2 separate regions of the Homo sapiens genome follow, and region 1 is linked to region 2. The links are chromatin loops, found by intact Hi-C in ENCODE. Cell type or tissue: heart right ventricle. All regions are shown on one strand.

Region 1 (5,000 bases), 87 kb after region 2:
ACTGAAAGCCATAGGAGAATCTTTCCTGCCTCTTCCTAACTTTTGTTGCTTTTTCTTGTCTTGCAACTATGTAACTCCAGTCTCTGTCTTTGTCATGACATGGCATTCTCCCTACATGTCTGCATCTTCACAAGTCTGTCGGTTTTTTTGTTTGTTTGTTTGTTTGTTTGTTTTCCTGAGATGGAGTTTCGTTCTTGTTGCCCAGGCTGGAGTGCAGTGGCGCGATCTTGGCTCACTGCAGACTCCACCTCCCGGGTTCAAGCGATTCTCCTGCCTCAGCCTCCTGAGTAGCTAAGATTACAGGTGCACACCACCACGCCCAGCTAATTTTTGTATTTTTAGTAGAGACAGGGTTTCACCATGTTGGTCAGGCAGGTCTCGAACTCTTGACCTCAGGTGATCCACCTGCCTCGGCCTCCCAAAGTGCTGGGATTACAGGTGTGAGCCACTGTGCCCAGCAAGGCTGTCTTCTTATAAAGACACTGGTCATATTGGGCTAGGTGCTCACTCTTCTGCTGTATGACCTCATCTGAACTAATTACATTTGCAATGGCCCTACTTCCAACTATGGTTATGTTCTGAGGTACCAGGGGTTAGGATTTTAACATCTTTTTTGGAGGCTGGGGGAATAACTTGACCCATAACATTGCTCTTATGGAGCTTATAGTCTAGAAAGGAGGCATACATTAAATGCATCATCACACAATTAAAGATGAAAATGTCATTAGTAGTTAAGTGCTCCAACAGTAACAAGAACAACAAGAAATCGTAACAGGTGGACTGGACGTGGTGGCTCGTGTTTGTAATCCCAGCACTTTGGGAGGCCGAGGCAGGTGGATCTCCTGAGCTTGGGAATTCGAGACCAACCTAGGCAATATGGCGATATCCTGAGTCTACAGAAAATACAGAAATTAGCTGGGCATGGTGGAGTGCGTCTGTAGTCCATGCTACTGAGGCTGAGATGAGAGAATCACTTGAGCCCAGGAGGCTGAGGCTGCAGTGAGTCAAGATCGTGCCACTGCTCTCCAGTCTGGGTGACATAGTGAGACTCTATCTCAAAAAAAAAAAAAAAAAAGAAAAGAAAAAAAAGGAAGGCTGGGCGTGGTGGCTCAGGCCTGTAATTCCAACACTTTAGGAATCCAAGGTGGGTGGATCATGAGGTCAGGAGTTTGAGACCACCCTGACCAACATGGTGAAACCTCGTCTCTACTAAAAATACAAAAATTAGCCGGGCGTGGTGGTGCGTGCCTGTAATCCCAGCTACTCAGGAGGCTGAGGCAGGAGAATCTCTTGAACCCGGGAGGCAGAGGTTGCAGTGAGCTGAGTTTGTACCACTACACTCCAGCCTAGGTGACAGAGCGAGACTCCATCTAAAAAAAAAAATCGTAACAGGAGAAGCTAAGCCATGGTTGAAGGGGGTGGTCAGGAAAAGTTTCTCTGAGGAAGGAACATTTAAGCTGAAGCCTGGAGTGTTCCTCGGGGGGAGAGCAACACCGAAGGGGGCCCCAGGCTGAGGAGAAATTTGACAGAGGTATATTAATACATAAGAGACCCTCCAAAAAGGTTCTCAGAAAAGCTGAGAAGAAATAGAGTCTCTCTCTGTCACTTTGGTAATCTTAATGGTCCCAAACAGTTGTGTGCAAGAGGAAAATTCAGTTACTGAGTCTACCAAAGAAGGAAGGCCTGTCTTATTATTAGGTTCTCCTACTACATAAGTGGTTGTTTTGTTTAGTCTTTTTAAGGACCATGTTGAATGAGCCAAATTACATTTATATTCTTATTCCTTTGGGATCTGGACAAGTCTGCCAGATTTCTGGATTAGCAAAAATTGATTCGAGTGTATGATTTCAGTTAGCGGCTGCTGGGATCACTGTGAGTTTTCAGCATGACATTGTTTAGTAAGCAAACCTCTGAAAGTATGCTTTTATATCTATCAGTCCCCTCCCCAAAAAGCCTCCAAAACCCAGCTATTCTAAAGGGAGTTAAGACTTCCTAAAGCAGTAGACAAAGAACTGAGTGTCAGCTCCTTGGTTGAGTTCAAATTGCCTCCGACAGCAACTGGGCTACAGTATGTGGCACACATTTTCAGAGCCAGACGGGGAGAGGGGGTGGGTTGGTTCCCCCTGGAAAGGCTGTGCTGTGGCTGGGTGGGGTGGGAAGTTAGCCTCCCTTTTCAGGGACAATGTGTCCCACCCTATGCCGGATAGTGGCACATCACAGCTCAGCCTCCCAATTTCACCCACTGGCCTCCGTTTCCCATGTCATCTGAGGTCAGAGAGGTCCAAGCCAACAGAGGTGACTCCGCAGCCTTGCAGGAAGCTGAAGCTGTGAGAAGAAGGATATGCTGCTCCATGCACACCCCCGAGGAGCTGTCCACGGACGGGCCAGGGCTGCTTCCGGGCCAGCGTCCAGGTCTGCTGCTGAGGGCCAGGTGGTGTTGGAGTTGGCCGACTCTCCCTCCTCCATCACATTTTCCAGGAAGGGGTGGCTAGGGACCGGTGGTAGGTGGGGATATTGTCAGCAATGAATGTTGGTGTTTTTGACCAAGAGCCAAAGTATTGTGTGTTTCGGGGGTCTGGCAGACTGCCTCCGCCCAGGGAGACATGCATAACGAGCCTGCCGTCCCAGCCTATAGCACAGTTGTTTGAACTTCGCAGGGTAGGATGGGTGTGGGTGTGTGGTTCTCACCATGAGGATCAAGCCCCCCCTCTTTTTTTTTCCCCCCAACTCCTTTACATCTTTAAGTAAATGAAGCAAAGGAACTGACTGGTGGACTTGAGGAGTGGAAAGGGGCTGTTTATTACCATTCTTGCCAGTCATTTCCCAGGGTTAGAAGTCAACAGAGAGTTCTTTTCTTCCTTTCGTCCAGTATTTGAGTTTAAGTCTTAACAGAGGCAAGTGGGCATTAATAATAGTTGTCCAGGCCAGGCGCAGTGGCTTACACCTGTAATGCCAATGCTTTGGGAGGCTGAGGCAGGAGGATCACTTGAGCCCAAGAGTTCAAGATCAGCCTGGACAACATAGCAAGACCCTATCTCTCCAAAAAATTTAAAAATCATGCAGGTGTGGTGGCACGAGTCTGTAGTACCAGCTACTCAGGAGGCTGAGGTGGGAGGATCGCTTGAGCCCAAGAAGTTGAGGCTGCAATGAGCCATCATGTCACCACTGCACTCCAGCCTGGGTGACAGAACAAGACACTGTCTCTAATAATAATAATAATAATAATAATTTAAAAGTCCAGTTTGGCACCATGGGCATATAATCTGGCCTTGTTGGGTTCCCGTTTATAAAAGATCTCCCTGCTGTGGGCTGACTCCTTCCTCACATAGCCCTCCTTGGCCTGAGAAAACCCAGGAGAACAAAGGTGGGAGGAAATGTCAAAATCCAGAAGGGCCAACTTCTGAGCAACTCCGGGAAGTTTTCTCCCAGAACCAGGTCCTGCCCGCAGAGAGCTCTTCCTAAGGAACCGGGTTGCTGAGGAGTGGGTGGAGCTCAGCACCTTTCACACTCCATTGGATCACAGCCTGTTTCCATTAGGAAGGTTGGATGCTGCAGCCCGTTTCCCACCTGGTGTAAATTGCAGGGGCTACCGCTGCCACCAGCAGGGTATCAGCAAATAAAACCAGGCCTGAGGCCATTTGTTACAAACTTGAGGCTTGTGGTATTTGAAGCTGCACAGTCATTTGGGAAACTGAGTATTCCACAGAGGAAAAGGCTGGTGGGGCGGTGCATGTCCCAGAGGACACAAAGTGTTCTCCAAACCCACAAAGTCTGAAAATCCATCAGTAGAAATTTCTAAAATTTCAGAGATGCCAGATTTGGCTAATCAAAATTCAGGGTGTTCCATTAAGTTTGAATTTAAAATAAAGGAGGAACACTTTTTTTTTTAAGGATAACTATGTCCCAAACATTGCATTGGAGGACATACTTATGCTTACAAAGTATTTGTTCTTCCTTGTATGATGTTGGTGAGAATGTAAATTAGTATAGCCACTATGGAAATGAGTATGGAGGTGTCTCAAAAAATTAAAAATGGAACTGGCATATTGCTATGGTTTGAATATGTCCCCTCCAAAATTCATGTTGAAACTTCATCCCCATGGTGGTGATATCAAGAGGTGGGACCATTTGGGGAGTGATTAAGTCATGAGGGCCCCACCTTCATGGATGAGATTCAGGCCATTATAAAAGGGCTTGAGGGGGAGGCTTTACTCTCATCTTCCTTCTGCCACAAGGACACAGCAACAAGACGTGATTGTGGAAGCAGAGAGCAGTCCTCATCAGATACCAAATGCTGGAGCCTTGATCTTGGACTTCTGAGCTTCTTCAACTGTGAGAAAATACATTTCTGGCCAGGAGCGGTGGCTCACGCCTGTAATCCCAGCACCTTGGGAGTCTGAGGCAGGTGGATCACGAGGTCAGGAGATCGAGACCATTCTGGCTAACACAGTGAAACCCCGTCTCCACTAAAAAAAAAAAAAAAAAAAAAAAAAAAAAATTAGCTGGGCGTGGTGGCGGGCGCCTGTAGTCCTAGCTACTCAGGAGGCTGAGGCAGGAGAATGGCATGAACCCGGGACGTGGAGCTTGCAGTGAGCAGAGATTGCACCACTGCACTCCAGCCTGGGCGACTGAGCGAGACTCCATCTCAAAAAAAAAAAAAAAAGAAAAAGAAAGAAAAGAAAGAGAAAATACATTTCTGTTCTTAATCAATTACCCAGTGTCAGGTATTTTGTGGTAGCAGGACAAATGGATGAAGGCACGTGCAATCCAGCTACCCACTACTGATTGTATATCCAAAGGAAATGAAGTCAGTATGTCAAAGAGATATCTGTGTCTCATGTTCATTGCAGCATTATTCACAGTAACCAAGATATGGAATTAAAGTAAGTGTCCATCATGGATGTATGGATAAAGAAAATGTATATATACAATGGAATACTATTCAGCCTTAAAATAAAAAGAGGAAAATTATGTCACTTGTGACAACACGAATGAACCTG
Region 2 (5,000 bases):
TGGTTTATAGTAATATTTTATACAATATTGGACTTTTACAGGAAACTATTTGTAATCATAGTGAATTTCATTTAATAACCTAATAACTTGATTGTTTGGTACTCATGTAGAAATTGTAGGTCTTACATGATTTGGGGCTGTTGGAATCCAAGATTTTCTTCCCAATTGTTATAAGCTTTCTCCAATAGTTACTTTAAATTTGCCCATTATTGCTTTCTCTTCTCACTGTTTTCCTTTAACCTGATACTTGCTGACAATTCACCAGAGAGGTGAGCCCCTTGCATACTTCTAGACTTCCTGTACATGTTTTATCAGAGCAATAATGATGACTGTTCACCCTCATTACGGGTAAAATAAGTTAAGACAGGCTCAGGCCTAGGTTAATATGCTTCTAACTTTGACTCTAAATGAAACCTGTGTTTAGGAAGAGGGTAGCTGAGGAATCACATGTCCATAGGGGCCAGGCAGGTAACCTAAATGTATGAAGAGAGCTGGCTGTAAGAAAAGCAACAGGTGAGAAGCCCTACCATCAAAGTGGAAGCTTGGAACTGAGTCATCTGCTGGGCTATTTTAGAGACCCCCTGCTCAGAGGCCTGCTGGTCTTGGAGTGTGGCAGGCCTGATTCCACAGGTGGAGGCCACAGCCCTACTGGGTCCTGTGAGAAACAGAGCTTGGAGAGCCAGGGGAGTCCCTCTCCTGGTTCATCATCCTTAGCAGGACTCCCTGGCTCGCTCAAGCTCCATCTGATGCTCAGCCTTGGATTAGAAGGGCCCTTGCTGCCTCCTTTTCATGGGAGTTGAGAACCTCCTGAAGCCCATGCAGGACTTTGGGCTCAGGTCAGCTTGGGACTCAGGCTTATTTTTCTGGAAATGTAGCAGACTCTAAAATGCTGGCTTCCAGAGATCAAGGACTTGTATATTACTGTATTCAGGACTGAGCCAGCTGGCAAGCTGTAGTGGTTACTAAAATATCAAAATGCACCAAGTGACTCAAGGGTTAACACCTGACACAGGAGCAAAGGGCCTCCAGCACAGGCCCAGCAATATCTCCAAAGTCCTCCTGAAACCCTGAAAAACAAAACTGGTGAGTTAGGGTGAAAGCCTTCCTGTTACATGTGTTGAAAATCACCCCTGATTGTTCTTCAAATGTAACTCAGTGCCTGGCACCTTCTATAAATGAATGAACACATGAATGAATGAATGCATTAATGAATGAATGAATGAATGAATGTAGGGCTGGAGGGCAACAGCTGTTCAATACGTGTGTGTTGCATGAATGAGTCTTCATCTGCTGTTTTCTGAAAATGCAGGCATTCCTTACACACAGCAGAGCTCTCTGAATCCATCTTAAATAGCATTTTACACTGGTTTGAGAACTCAAGGTCACCCTCTTACTTGTACCTGGGCTTTTATATAATACGCTTTAATCACCTGCCTGGCAGCTGTCAGGAAAGCTTTCTGTTGTAACATATCCAGGGAAAAAGTCATATTTTGCTTTACATACTTAAGTGAAAAATTGGTCCCTGGCTGAACATAATGGAAGTCATTCGTTCTGGAAAAAGCAATTCAGAAAAAGATATCCCCTAAAAATCTAGCACAGTCCACTCAGAACTCCATCCTCTGATGGGCTGGGGAAGATCCTTAGACTTATGAGCTATTTTGAGGGGGGTAGGGGGTACTTTAATTTCCCATAAGGGCAAGTGTCTAGGAAATCTGTCTACTAACTGTAACTGTTTGCTCCTGAAATGTGTGATTGGCCCCATCTGAGAGGTGACGGATGCTCCTTTTAGTGCCTGGCAGTCCCCATTACAGCGAGTGTGGAAGTGACTTCTGTGATCCCTAGCCAATGTGAAGCCTTTCAGTCAGGAAGAAGAGTGGAGAGAAACTTCTTACATTTCAAAGTTTGCCCTTGAGAAGGCCTTTTCCCTCACGCCCCTCTTCCCAAAACCAGGGAATCTGATAACATTTTTCTATAATTTTTTTTTTGTCACCTATCTATGTAACCAGAGGCAGAAAGGAACGACTTGGTTTAAAACACAAGGCCGAGGCATAAGGTGGCGTGAGTCCCCAAAGCTGCTCCCTGGTTTCATCTAGGCCCTCTTCTTTCAGATTTAGTGATGGAATTCTCCCTGTTAGAGCCGTGGTTTTCATAACCCTAAAACCAGAGCTGTGCGGCCTCAGGGTGGGCAGCCGAGATTCCTGTGGCAGCTTCTTCTGAGCCCTGGGGGGTGGGAGGACAGACGGCAAGCGGGGTGGAAAGGGACAACTCCAGCCCTCACTAGTTACTTGGGGGTGGAGTGAGGATACATTTCTTGTGTCCCTTATGGTTGAGTTTCTCAAAGCTCATCTCTGGCTGAAACCAGGGAGCCGAACCAAACCCCTGCCTCGTGGGAAGCAATGATGTAGCCACTTTCAGCTTTTGTTCAAATGCTCCTGAAAGGGAGCCGCCCTATCACACACGGAACTTCAGGAAAGCTCATGCCCTCCCCAGAAATGACAAATGGAAAAGACAGAACAGTCTCCGGCCAGGCCAGGATACAGTCTCTGGAAAGAGATTGTTTTTGTCTCCATTGCCATAGAAAACACATCCTTTTAACTTAATAAGTAGGGAAACAGCATAATCACACGCGCTGGAGGTTACCAAGGTGAACAGAATCCAAGATTAAAATCTGCCAGTCCAGGGGTGCATGGAAGCATGGGAGGCCCAAAGAGGAAATCTAGTTTGCTGTTGGTAAATTTTTTTGGATGCTGTTTATGTTTGAACTTTTCTCTGTTTTCCTGTAGAAACTTCCGTACCCTCTTCCTGTGTCCCTACAAAAGCCTGGACAATGCAGTCCCAGCCCTGCTGCAGAACATGGGCAGGCCCCACCTTCCTCCTTCCTGCAGGGATATCCTTTCCTATAGAAGAGGTAAGAATGTAAGGTTCATGTGAAAATGTGATTATATTCCTTATCTCAGTCATTTCATGATTTGCTGTTTGGCGACAATAAGTCAGCCTGGCCACATTCACAATAGAGGTGGCCCCGGTTCCTAGTTTTGGCTCGTGCTGTTTTCTCAGCTGAAGAGGGCAACCGGCTGTTAAAAACGCTGCCTGTTTTCCAGGATCTTATCAGGAGTTCATGTCTAAGGCCAGAAAGAGAAGGGAGGGCTCCATTTTTTTTCCTCTCTCCTCATTGTTTCCAACTGAATTGGCAGGAAATAGGAGTCCTCCACCTGTCCCTCTCGGGAGCAAAATTGATTCGATTCCATTTTTCAGATGTATCCGCTACCACCAGAAATTGGGGACATTTCCGCTCACCCCAAAATGAATGCGTTCCTGGATTGACACAAATGACATCTTTCAGAATTGCAAATTAATCACATTTAAATGGGGATGTTTGGGACGGGGGATTGGTGTCAATTGCCCCACAGAATCTCAGGTTTGCTTTCTCTTCTCATTCACCCTTTTGTGAAGTGCCTTTTAGGGCTGTGGGGCTTGACTGACTCCAACAAGTTTGTGTGAATGTGGTGTGTGTGTGTGTGTGTAGTGTGTGTGAATGTGGTGTGTGTGTGTGTGAATGTGGTGTGTGTGTGTTTAGTGTGTGTGAATGCGGTGCATGTGTGTAGTGTGTGTGGATGTGCTGTGTGTGTGTAGTGTGTGTGAATGTGGTGTGTGTGTGTAGTGTGTGTGAATGTGGTGTGTGTGTGTAGTGTGTGTGAATGCGGTGTGTGTAGTGTGTGTGAATGTGGTGTGTGTGTAGTGTGTGTGAATGTGGTGTGTGTGTGTGTAGTGTGTGTGAATGTGGTGTGTGTGTGAATGTGGTGTGTGTGTGTGGTGTGTGTGAATGCGGTGTGTGTGTGTAGTGTGTGTGAATGTGGTGTGTGTGTGTGTGTGTGTAGTGTGTGTGAATGTGGTGTGTGTTTGTGTGTAGTGTGTGTAGTTTGCATGTACCATCAATGGCGTGGACACTCAGAGAACTGAAATCCTTCGCTCAGGGTCTCACATAAATCAAAACAGTTCCCTTTCACAGCTGCCTTAGAGCATATGTTTCAGGCAGGGTAATACAGGATCCAGACAGAAGCTAAGTCCATTTCTCAAGACTCATAGTGGGCTTGTGGTTGACCTAGTATTTTCCACTTAACCCAGTTCAGCCAATTCAGCCAATTTGAACAAAAATCAGGGTCTGTCTAGATGCTTTATTTCATCTAAAAACAACCCCAGATGATTCTATTTTGAGGGGATCAATCATTTTACTACCTAGAGAAAAAGCTTAAACATAGGAATTACATAAACCACAGTATTCCATAAACAGAAGGACCTTCCTACTCAATGTCAACACTTCGTGTTGGAGCTTAGACTCAGAAACTGGGCAGTTGCTAGATGGAGCCCTGAAACAATCCATTTCCAACTACCCTCAAGAGCACAAGAAGCAGAAACAGCATTTTGATTCCACCCTAGTGGGGTCCTGGTTTTCCCAGGTCACATTATCCTCAATCCAGGGTCCTGACTAAGACCAAAGAGGTCATGCTCCTGCCCCATCTTGTTTAGGAACTCCAGCTCCTCACACCCACTGCAACCATGGTGGCTGCCTGTGGTTCTTGTGTTGTGTGAGGATATTTGCAGGCAGGACAAAATGTTCCAGACTCCTTCCTCCCTGTGGGTCCTAGGGGACCCATGAGGTATCTGTGCTCCCAGAGCTCCCTGCTTCTTGACCCCCTGGGCTGTATTTGATGGGAGCCACCCGCCTCTGCCCCACTCATGCTCATCCTTGGGTACCCAACTGATGTTCTAAATATGGATGTCAATAGACGGGCCAAAAGCCACGTAGATAGAAAGAGTGTTTCCACGCAAGTGAGACAACCAACTTAAAATCAGCCTCTCAGAAATGAGATCTGTGGGAGAAAAATATTTTAACCTCCTTGTATTGTATGAACCAATGCTTTCCTTCAACCCCAATGTTTCCTTTCTCTCCTTGGTGCTTGCCCAGGTCCCTGTGCCCTTTGAAGCAGTTGGGCTCTTCT

What was found. Peaks named below come from ENCODE experiments on the same cell type or tissue, not always from the same donor. Only the 100,000 strongest peaks of a DNase experiment are listed, where the experiment ranks them.
Region 1: a loop joins it to region 2, with 6 times the contacts of the local background. A loop is called at or near these places in 5 of 110 quality-filtered maps.

What each region holds. Positions count from the first base shown.
Region 1 is chr12:96,075,812-96,080,811 of GRCh38, reverse strand. No RefSeq gene overlaps it. Among named protein-coding and RNA genes, the nearest start is that of TRD-GTC2-8, 42 kb to the right of the region's middle. In heart right ventricle, no CTCF peak of the experiment used is centred here; a DNase peak (open chromatin) is centred at 2,351; H3K27ac peaks cover 4,030 bases; H3K27me3 peaks cover 579 bases.
Region 2 is chr12:96,163,215-96,168,214 of GRCh38, reverse strand. LINC02452 (long intergenic non-protein coding RNA 2452) reads left to right here. Exons shown (of 3, transcript XR_945239.3): 2 at 2,784-2,908; 3 at 4,967-5,000. Among named protein-coding and RNA genes, the nearest start is that of LINC02452, 6.8 kb to the left of the region's middle. RefSeq lists a silencer at 1,630-1,924. In heart right ventricle, no CTCF peak of the experiment used is centred here; DNase peaks (open chromatin) are centred at 2,499, 2,634 and 2,924; H3K27ac peaks cover 4,764 bases.